Linked DNA regions of Homo sapiens: region 2 is linked to region 1. Evidence: chromatin loops called from intact Hi-C (ENCODE). Cell type or tissue: heart left ventricle. All regions are shown on one strand. Region 1 overlaps LOC105370680 (a long non-coding RNA gene). Region 2 overlaps RCOR1 (REST corepressor 1).

Region 1 (5,000 bases):
CTGAGCAACAAGAGCGAAACTCCGTCTCAAAAAAAAAAAAAAGAAAAAAAAAAGAGCAAAACTCTGTCTCAACAAAACAAAACAAAACAAAAAAACAAAACAAAACAAAAAACCCAAACCAAAAAACTCCATGCGAGTGTTACGCGGTACCCCTGCAACATGGGAATCCTTGTGTGATGCAAAAGTTAGGTTTTATGCATTTGCTCAATTTTGCACCTCCCACTCCAAATGGCCACGGAAGGCTGGTGCGCCGGAAGGTGTTCTGTGTCTGTCCGGTGGCTTCTCCTCAACCTAGCCTGCACTCGCCAGGCTCTCATTCTTGTAGTTCAGAAGCAAAGTTTTAGAGAGAGTATGGATTTTGCCATTGGAATTGCTGGCTTCCGGTTGTGGCTGTGTGACCTTGGGCATGTCACTCGACCTCTCTAAGCCTCCATTTCCTCTCTGCTTTTAGTCCCCACTAAGGCCAACGTGTGTATGGAAGTGGGGGTGGGGCTGGGGGTTGGGATGGCATTTTCTTCCTTGGCAGACAGGGCCCTTGAGAGCCTTAAAGAGGGGCCGGGCGCGTTGGCTCATGCCTGTAATCCCAGCACTTTGGGAAGCCAAGGCGGGCAGATCACCTGAGGTCAGGAGTTCAAGACCAGCCTGACCAACATGGTGAATCCCAGTATCTACCAAAAATACTAAAATTAGCTGGGCATGGTGGTGCATGCCTATAGTCCCAGCTACTCAAGAGGCTGAGGCAGAGGCAGGAGAATCGCTTGAACCCGGGAGGCAGAGGTTGCAGTGAGCTGAGATGGCGCTACTACACTCCAGGCTGGGTGACAGAGTGAGTCATGGTCTCAAAAAAAAAAAAAAAAAGAACCTTAAAGAGGACTGCTATGAGTTCTCCTTGCAGACGAGGAAAGTACCCCAGTTTGACCCCTCAGTCTCCGGCTCTGGCTGGGTAGGGCCATCCTGGCTTGGTACTTTTGCCCTAGCTCAGGCCACGGTGAGCCCCCCGGTGAGCAAATGCTCTTGGTCATGCCATGCAGAGGCTGGGCTGGGCGCTCTGTGGATCCCCACGCAGGATGGGTTCTGGGGTGCACAGAAGAACCTTTTTCAAACATGGTGGTAAAACGCACATCACATAACACTTACCGTTTAAACCATGCTTAAGTGTACAGTTCACGTCTTTGCCATGGTCAGGGGAAAGAAGGAGGAAGGGAGGAATGGAAAGAAAGAAAAGAAAAATAAAGAAAGAGAAAGAAAGGAAGGAAGGAAAGGGAGGGAACAAACGAATGAAAGAGAAAGAAAAAGAAAGAGAAAGAAAGGAAGAAAGAAAGAAAAAGAAAGAAAGGAAGGAAAGAGAAAGAGAAAAAGGAGGGAAAGAGGGAAAGAGAAAAAGAGGAAGGAAGGAAGGAAAAGAAAGAAGGAAGGAAAGAAGAAAGGAGGCAGGGAGGGAGGAAGGAAGGAAGGAAGGAAGGAAGGAAGGAAGGAAGGAAGGAAGGAAGGAAAAAAAAAGCGTACAGTTCAATCTAAGCCGAAACTCCATACCCATTAAACAATACCTCCCCATTCACGGCTCCTCCCAGCCCCTGGCAACCACTATTCTACTTCCTGTCTCTCTGAATTTGACTACTCTGGACACAGAATGTAAGTGGAATCCTACAGTATTTGTCTTTTTGTGACTAGCTTATTGCACTCCGCATAATGTCAGGGTTCACCTTTCATCCATGTTGCAGCATATGCAGAATTTCCTTCTTTCTGCGGTTAAAGAGCTCTCCACTGTCCGTATAGACTGTTTGCTCACCCCTTCACCCGTCCGTGGACCCGTGGGCTGCTCCCACCTTTTGGCTGTTGGGAACGCTGCTACTGTGAAAGTGGGTGTGCAAATGGAAGAACATTATTTTGATGGTGTTGAATTTGGTTTAACCCATATTAGAGCAAACATAAGGAGCACAGCAAACATCACAGATATGAGATGAATGCTTAGGGTGCGGCTGCAGTGACGAAGTGATTTCAGGTCAATCACGAAAGGGTGACAGCGGACAGGATGAGAGTCGCCAGGAGCCAGCGAGAATGACTTCGGTTTGAGAAAGTCTAAGCTGGGTCAAGCCAAGGAGGAGCCCAGGCCACTCGCCCCGCGTCTCCCTCGCCGGGATCCCCTCCTCGGACCTCCCCCTCCTGTCTCCGGGCTAGCCCTTCTGCCTGCGGCTACCACACTCCCCTGGGGCAGCTTTGGCCCCGGGTTCCAGGAAAGCATCTGATTGGCCGTGTTCTCACTAGGCCAGCCCTGATAGATCACTGGCCAGCCTATGGATAGGCTCCCCTCAGTCAGATGCCCATGCCTGGTCCAATCAGCGGTGGGAAGCCGGGAGGGTCGGGGAAGTAGCTGTGGCTGGCGGGGCTCCCAACTCCTGCAGGGACTCCTGGCGGGTCCAAGGTGAAGCCCGGCCAGTCTCAGGCTTCACAGCGCCCCCTGGTGGTCCGGGGCGGAGGCGGGGAGGAGCCCAGGCAGCCGCAGGGCGAGGCTCAGGGCAGGCGTGGAGGCTCAGATCCGTAATCTCAGCACTTTGGAAGCCAAGGGGGGAGGATCGCTTGAGATTGGGAGTTTGAGGCTAGCCTGGGCAACATAGTGAGACCCCCTATCTCTACTAAAAATTAAATTTAAAAAAAGGGGGTCAAGGTCTGAGCATGGCTGACTCCACTCTGGACTCCATACCTGAGGGTAACCAAGGGAAGGGTGTTGGGGAGCGGTCCTGCCTGGGGCTGACCCCCCAGAACCTGCCCAGCTCCCCTTCTATCTGGGGCTGGGGGAGTTGGTTAGTGCGGGGTGGGGTGCGGGGACCCAGAACCCCCCAAAGCTGCTCTTCTCTCCCGGGCAGCCTCTGCCTTCTCCCAGCCCCCCTTTCATCACTCAGGGAGCCCTGAAAGTGAGGACCTCAGGTACTGTGCGTTTCCTAACCTCGCCTCAATCCTGGGTGTCCTGTTTGGACTCTGGGGCCCTCTGCGCGGCTCTCAGCGAATCTCTCAGCACAGGGGTGCATGGGTACCCCGCCCTTTGGTTCCAGGCTCAAGTCAGTGGCACCGTGTCCCCTCCAGGCCAGAGAGAGGGGTCTGCTCCCAGCGGTTCGTGGGCGGCTGGGGCTGGCGCACACCCTCTCTGCCTTTCCCTCCCGAAGCGCCGCCGTGGGCCAGGCCCCACCCGAACGGGGAGCGTCCCTAATTGCCCTGCACTAATTGCAGCTTCACCTGCGCGGCTGGGCTGGCCTCCCCTGAGCCTGGAGCTTGTTATTGGAAATAAGCCGATTTCTCCAGTTTGGGAGAATTCAGACTTGGGGGTTGAACTACTTGTGATTTGGGGCATTTATCATTGAAAATAGGCCTCGTTCCCTCACGGAGAGTTTTCTGTAAACAACTCGGCGCCACACATCCAGGCTCGCGTATCCGGGGCCCTGGGACCACACACAGGCCCCAAGGGTTTGGGGGCTGAAACCGGGAAGGTTCAGGGCTGCCTCCAGCATTGACCGGGTCTCAGCTGAGCCACAGCCCATCTGAAGGCTTAACGCAAGCTCTGGCTCTTTTTTTCTCTTTCTTTCTTCCTTCCTTCCTTCCTTCCTTCCTTCCTTCCTTCCTTCCTCCCTCCCTCCCTCCCGTCTCTTTTTTTCTTTCTCCTTTCCTTCCTTCCTTCCTTCCAGCCACAGCCCATCTGAAGGCTTAGCCCAAGCTCTGGCTCTTTTTTTCTTTCTCCCTCCTTCCTTCCTTCCTGCCACAGCCCATCTGAAGGCTTAGCTCAAGCTCTGGCTCTTTTTTTCTTTCTCTCTTCCTTCCTCCTTCTCCCTTCCCCTCCTCTTTCCTTTCTTTTTGACAGAGTTTCACTCTTTCACCCAGGCTGGAGTGAAGTGGCTCACTGCAACCTCTGCGAACCCTTCCTTCCTTTCTTTTCTTTTCTTTTTCTTTTTTTTTGACAGAGTTTCACTCTTTCACCTATGCTGGAGGGAAGTGGCTCACTGCCTCCTGGGCTCAGGCAATTCTGCCTCAGCCTCTCGAGTAGTTGGGATTACAGGCACCCACCACCACACCCAGCTAATTTTTTGGTACTTTTTAGTAGAGACGGGGTTTCACCATGTTGTCCAGGCTGGTCTCAAACTCCTGACCTCACGTGATCCACCAGCTTCAGCCTCCCAAAGTGCTAGGATTACAGGCGTGAATCACAACGCCTGGCCCTTTTTTTCTGTTTTTGAGATAGAGTCTCCCTCTGTCACCCAGGCTGGAGTGCAGTGGTGTGATCACAGCTCACTGAAGCCTCAAACTCCTGGGCTCAAGCGGTCCTCCCACCTCAGCCTTCCGAGTAGCTGGGACCACAGGCACGTGCCACTATGCCTGGCTAATTTTTAAAATTTTTGTAGAGAAGAGGTTTTGCCATGTTTCTCAGGCTGGCCTGGAACTCTTGGGCTCAAGTGATCCTCCTGTCTTAACCTCCCAAAGTGCTGGGATTCCAGGTGTGAGCCACCCACACCTGGCCTTCTCTAAGAGTTTTATTGATGTAGGCCATGAGTGGTGGCTCACACCTGTAATCCCAGCACTTTGGGAGGCTGAGGCAGGTGGGTCACTTGAGACAAGCCTGGGCAGATGGCGAGAATAATTATTGCTGAATAATTTCCATTGTATGGAAATCCCACACTTTATACATCTATTCACCAGTTAATGGATATGCCTTTCCATTTTGAGGGTATTATGAATAATGCTGCTATGGATGTTGACTAAAGAAATAAAATGCAGCTGGGCATGGTGGCTCACACCTGTAATCCCAGAACGTTGGGAGGCCGAGGTGGGCGAATCACGAGGTCAGGAGTTTGAGTCCAGCCTGGCCAATATGGTGAAACCCCGTCTCCACTTAAAAAAAAAAAAAAGGGCTGGGCGCAGTGGCTCACGCCTGTAATCCCAGCACTTTGGGAGGCCAAGATGGGCAGATCATGAGGTCAGGAGATCAAGACCATCCTGGCTAACACGGTGAAACC
Region 2 (5,000 bases), 160 kb before region 1:
GGTGGACAGGTCATTATACATTTGTCGGAATCCACAGAACATACAACACAAGAGTGAAGCTTAATGTAAACTATGAATTTCGGGTGATAAGAATGTGTCACTGTAGGCTGCTTGATTGTAACAAACGTATCCCTTTGGTGGACTCCAGCGCAGGATGTTCACACTGGGGGAGGGTGTGGGTGTGTGGGGGCAGAAGATAAATGGGCACTCTGTACCTTCTGCTCAATTTAGCTGTGAAGCTAAAATGTCTCTAAAATATAAAATCTATTTTAAACAAGAAAATAAGAAATGTATTAAGGGGCAAAAATCTTCACTATTGCTTTTTTTAAAATGACAGCTTGAGCCCAGGAGTTCAAGGCTGCAGTGAGCTATGACTGTGCCACTGAGCTCCAGCATGGACAACAGAGCCAAGATCCTCTCTTAAAATGTATGTATTTTATTTTACTGATACATATCAGATGTACATATTTCCAGGGTACATGTGATAATTTGATACATTCATATAATCAAATCAGGGTAACTGGGATATCCATAATCCTAAATATTTACATTTTCTCTATATTAGGAACATTCAAAATTATTCTCTTCTAGCCCCCGCCTCCCCGTTTTTTTTTAATAGAGGGGAGATCTATGTTGCCCAGGCTGGTCTTGAACTCCTGAGCTCAAGCATCCTCATCTCTGCCTCCAAGTGCTGGGACTACAGGCACATGCCACGCACCCAGCTAACTTTTGGACTTTTTGAGAGACATGGGGTTTCACCATGTTGCCCAGACTGGTCTCAAACTCTTGAGCTCAAGTGATCAGCTCGCCTCAGCCTCTCAAACTGTTGGGATTACAGGGGTGAGACACCGCACTCAGCCCTCTTCTAGCTATTCTGAAATGTACAATTCAAGGCCAGGTGCAGGGGCCTGCGTGTGTAGTCCCAGCTACTTGGGAAGCTGAGGCAGGAGACTCTCTTGAGCCCAGGAGGTGGAGGTTGCAGTGAGCCAAGATCGCACAACTGCACTCCAGCCTGGGCAATAAGAATAAACCTCTGTCTCAAAAAAAAAAAAAAGAAATGTACAATTCATTAATGTTAAACTAGAGTCATTCTACGGATCAGGTTTTTTAAAAAACAGAGTTTAAAAAAAGAACTAAGATTATAAATATTCATCAATAGGTAATACAGGTAATTTTGTTTAAAAAAAGGCTAAATTATGATACATCCATACTAGTTACAGTAAAAAAAAATTAGATAACTGTAGATATACTGAGATGAAACAAAGTCCCAGATGTACTTATGAGCAGACTGATAACAGTTCACATTTTGTGGAAAACAATTATATATTATGCATTATGTACTATTTGAATTTTCTAAAATAGCATTTATTTTTATAATTACAACATAACTTTATAAGCTTTCAGTAACCCTAAGAGGCAGAACTCTGAACAGCCACTTTGAAAAGAAGAGGAAAAAAAAAACACACACACACACACAAGAAAAGCCAGGGATCTCCAGACATCCTATACACAGTTTTTTAGTATCTGCTAGAAATATGTCCTAAATCACTTATTTCTACTTAATGTCAGAATAAATGCTGGACAACCAAGACTTCCATATTCTTCCAAAACTGAGACACCTAAATTTTCAATAGAGTAATTGTTAAACATACTGACATATCCATGTAATAAAGTATTACACCTAGTTATTTAAAACCTTTATAAGCAGTTTTAACAACGTGGAAACTGCTTAGGTCCGATGCTCAGGAAGACAATACACACATACACACACACAGATAATCTATCATCTCACTTATATAAATACATACAAAAAAAATTGGAAGAAATACCCCAAAATGTTTAACGATTATCACCTCTGGGTGATGGAATAATAGGTGAATTTTTTTTATTCTTTATACTTTTATCTATGAACTTTCAACAATATGTAAATATTACTTTTAGGTAAGTGTTTGTTTTGTTTTTTTCCCAGAGTAGAAATCATTGCTCTTTCCTGATAGAAAATAATGCATTTCTACAAAGCCGTCCTCATCCTGCCTTCTCGCTAGTGGACTTTGTTCACTCTCAGTGCTCCGTGTTTACTCGGTTAATAAATGGAAAGACAGATGTATTCTATAAAGTCAATCCTTTTTTATGCCATCTAAGGAAAACCCCTAGGTCTCATGCACCCCAAGGCCCTTCCACCCTAACAACTCGATTTCCCTGAAAGGTATGTCTGGAAGCCCTTCCGTGACAAAGTAAATAAATCTTGATATTTCTCTTCAATTTTCATAACGTGAACACTACCGATGAGCCCTTGCTTAGTTCATCTGTCTTCCACTGCCTGACACTGACAGGTCATTTCCACGGGTTTGCTATGCAGCCGCTTGAGGTTCAGACTCCGCAGCGGGTTGGGGGCAGGGGTGCTGGGGCCTCCCGTGCGAGTTGGATTCTGGAGGAAGACAAGGAACCTGTTCCTAGCGCTCAGCCGGGTCCTGCGATGGCTGTGGCTGTGACTATGGCCAGGAAAGAGGCAGAGAGGCGGGATACGGTCAGAGCTGCGGGGGCTGGGGCGGAGAGGGCTGCTCCCAGGTCACGGCGCACCCAGGCGCCTCCCCCAGCTGCCAGCCCCACCTCGGCTGCTGCTCCACAGCAGGAGGGTGCAGCCCCAGCCCCCGCAGAGCTAGGGACTGGTGTATGGGGAGCAGGCCGGGTGCCCCGGGATGAACTTGAGGCCCAGCACTGCCAGCTTCCAGCTGTGGGAAGGGCTGGTGGCAAGAGGGACCCGGAAGCAGCACTGGGCCCGAGGGCGGAGATCAAGGGACATCTCCCTAAGCGTGGCCGAGCGCACTGGCTGCCATCTCCAGGTCAGCGGGGGCCACATTCGCGCACGGAACATCAGCGCGCCCCCAGAGGAGAGCTTGGCCCAAAGCATCCTCCGATTCCCAAGAGAAGTTGCCCACATTGCTTGGGACCCCCGGGGAAGCCCCGCTGGTGGAACAGTAGGGGTCAGCACCCCAGGCTGACCAGGGTCTGGGATCGGGGGGACCTGCGCCCAGGTGGCCTCCACGCTGGCGCTGCTCTGGCTTCTTTTCCGTGCTCCACCTCTCCAATTCTGAAACCAAACCTGGACTCGTGGCTCGGGAGTCTGTTTTTCTGGCCGGTTCTTTTCTGACAGTAATTCCAGGACAAGGGTCCGTTTCAAAGGCCTCAGTAAGAATCGTGTATTGATATCTGTCAAATTTGGTCCTCCTATGCCTCTGGCCTGGCTCAAGTGTGTCTCAGCCACAAGCCGAGCTCGCTGTCCACTGGGAGCCTCAGTGGACAGGTTAGTTTTTTTAAAGTTTAAAGTTTTAACCAACTTTAAACTTAAAACGATTGTAATCAGGGCTTACAATAAAACTGTAAATTTATTTTATAGGCAACACCACTGTTTAAAAATCAATTAACTTTACATATTCTGCCCTTTTCTTCTAGGTCTATGAAAAATAAGATAACATTAAAATTAAATTCTGACTCCAAAGACTCCAATAAGCAATACAATAGGAAAAGTGACTAATACAACTTTAAACTGTAATAACAGAAAGATAGTGGCTAACAGGCTAAATGAACACAGCCTGAGAAATAAGTGAGATTATGACCCAGGAGTGAACTACTTGGGGTTCCGCCACTCACTATCTGTGCTACTTTTACAACCCTCTGACTCTTTGAACTATGGGATGCCATCTGTAAAACAGAGAAAAAATCTTCCTCCTGGGTTACTGTGAACACTGAATGATACAGGAGTATGAAAAACATTTTAGTACTGTGCTGGCATAAAGGTTCAAAAAATGCTCAGTATTCTTCATATTCAGTTCTGAGTACAATTTAAGATGGACATTGTGGCCAACTGGAACACACTTAGAAGGACAACAGGAGATGAAAAGAGATCCCCAAAAAAACCATCTGAAAAGGCACCTGAAGCAACTAGCTTGGACTCAGACAGTAAAGGAGATACGATGACTGAACATTTAAAGGACACATATGGAAGCAAACTTATTTAGCAAAGTTCAGGAAAACAAAGCTTTTACAAATTACAGGGAGGCAGATTTTTAGTGCTCTGTAAGAAAGAACATGTTCAAAAATGGAACAGATCACAGGGCGCAGTGGCTCACACCTGTAATCCCAACATTTTGGGAGGCCATGGCAGGCGGATCACCTGAAGTCAGGAGTTTGAGACCAGCCTGGCCAACATGGCAAAACCCCATCTCTACTAAAAATACAAAAATTAGCTGGGTGTGGTAATGGGTGCCTGTAATCCCAGCTATTCAGGAGGCTGGGGCTGGAGAATCACATGAACCCAGGAAGCAGAGATTGCAGTGAGCCCAGATCGTGCTGCTGCACTCCAGCCTGGGCAACAGAGCCAGAATCCATCTCAAAAAATAAAAAATTTTAAAAAAAGAAATATACACTTTAAAACTCTTTAAATTATTTATCTTAAAATAGAAAAGAAATTTAATACATATAGAAGCTTTTACCTTCAAAGGTACCTTTAAAACCTTACATTAAACAAGAAAGGTGGAAAATAAAGTGCTCCAAGACTTACACTTTGCTTCTGACAGATTTTGATTGGGTGACCAGACCAACATGCCAAGATTGTCCCGTTCTTGACTGCGTCTTGCCAGTTTGGCTTGGGAGAAAGAAAAAAGAAAATTCTTATTAAAATTTAACACATATAATAAGCTATAAGTAACAATACCTTTTAATGACATCACCCACCTTTTTACCTGTATCTGGCCCAATGGGCCCCACACTTAACATCAGAGTGAGGATGGAGATGGGGGAGGCGAGAGTCTGCTGAAACATTTCTACTTGCAAGTCCTTTCCTACTTTTACTGATTTTACAGTATGCTGCTCTGCTTTTAGGCATGAGACATCCAAGAAGAAATCCACAGGTGCCAAGGTGCTCAAAGGTTCTTTTAAAATGTTAATTCTTCATGTGTGCTTGCAGCACCCTTACCCTTCTCTGCCTGAGTTACTTTTTA

What was found. Hi-C counts contacts between places; a loop is a spot of excess contacts. Peaks named below come from ENCODE experiments on the same cell type or tissue, not always from the same donor. Only the 100,000 strongest peaks of a DNase experiment are listed, where the experiment ranks them.
Region 2: it touches region 1 in a loop (2.7-fold over the local background); 34 of 110 quality-filtered maps call a loop at or near these places.

What each region holds. Positions count from the first base shown.
Region 1 is chr14:102,522,112-102,527,111 of GRCh38, reverse strand. LOC105370680 (a long non-coding RNA gene) reads right to left here. Exons shown (of 4, transcript XR_944239.2): 2 at 1,704-1,851. Among named protein-coding and RNA genes, the nearest start is that of ANKRD9, 15 kb to the right of the region's middle. RefSeq lists a silencer at 2,270-2,569. In heart left ventricle, CTCF peaks have their summits at 2,258 and 2,468 (motif pointing left); DNase peaks (open chromatin) are centred at 2,391 and 3,181; H3K4me3 peaks cover 1,426 bases; H3K27ac peaks cover 800 bases.
Region 2 is chr14:102,681,540-102,686,539 of GRCh38, reverse strand. RCOR1 (REST corepressor 1) reads right to left here. Exons shown (of 12, transcript NM_015156.4): 3 at 4,562-4,645. Among named protein-coding and RNA genes, the nearest start is that of RCOR1, 91 kb to the right of the region's middle. In heart left ventricle, no CTCF peak of the experiment used is centred here; a DNase peak (open chromatin) is centred at 2,749.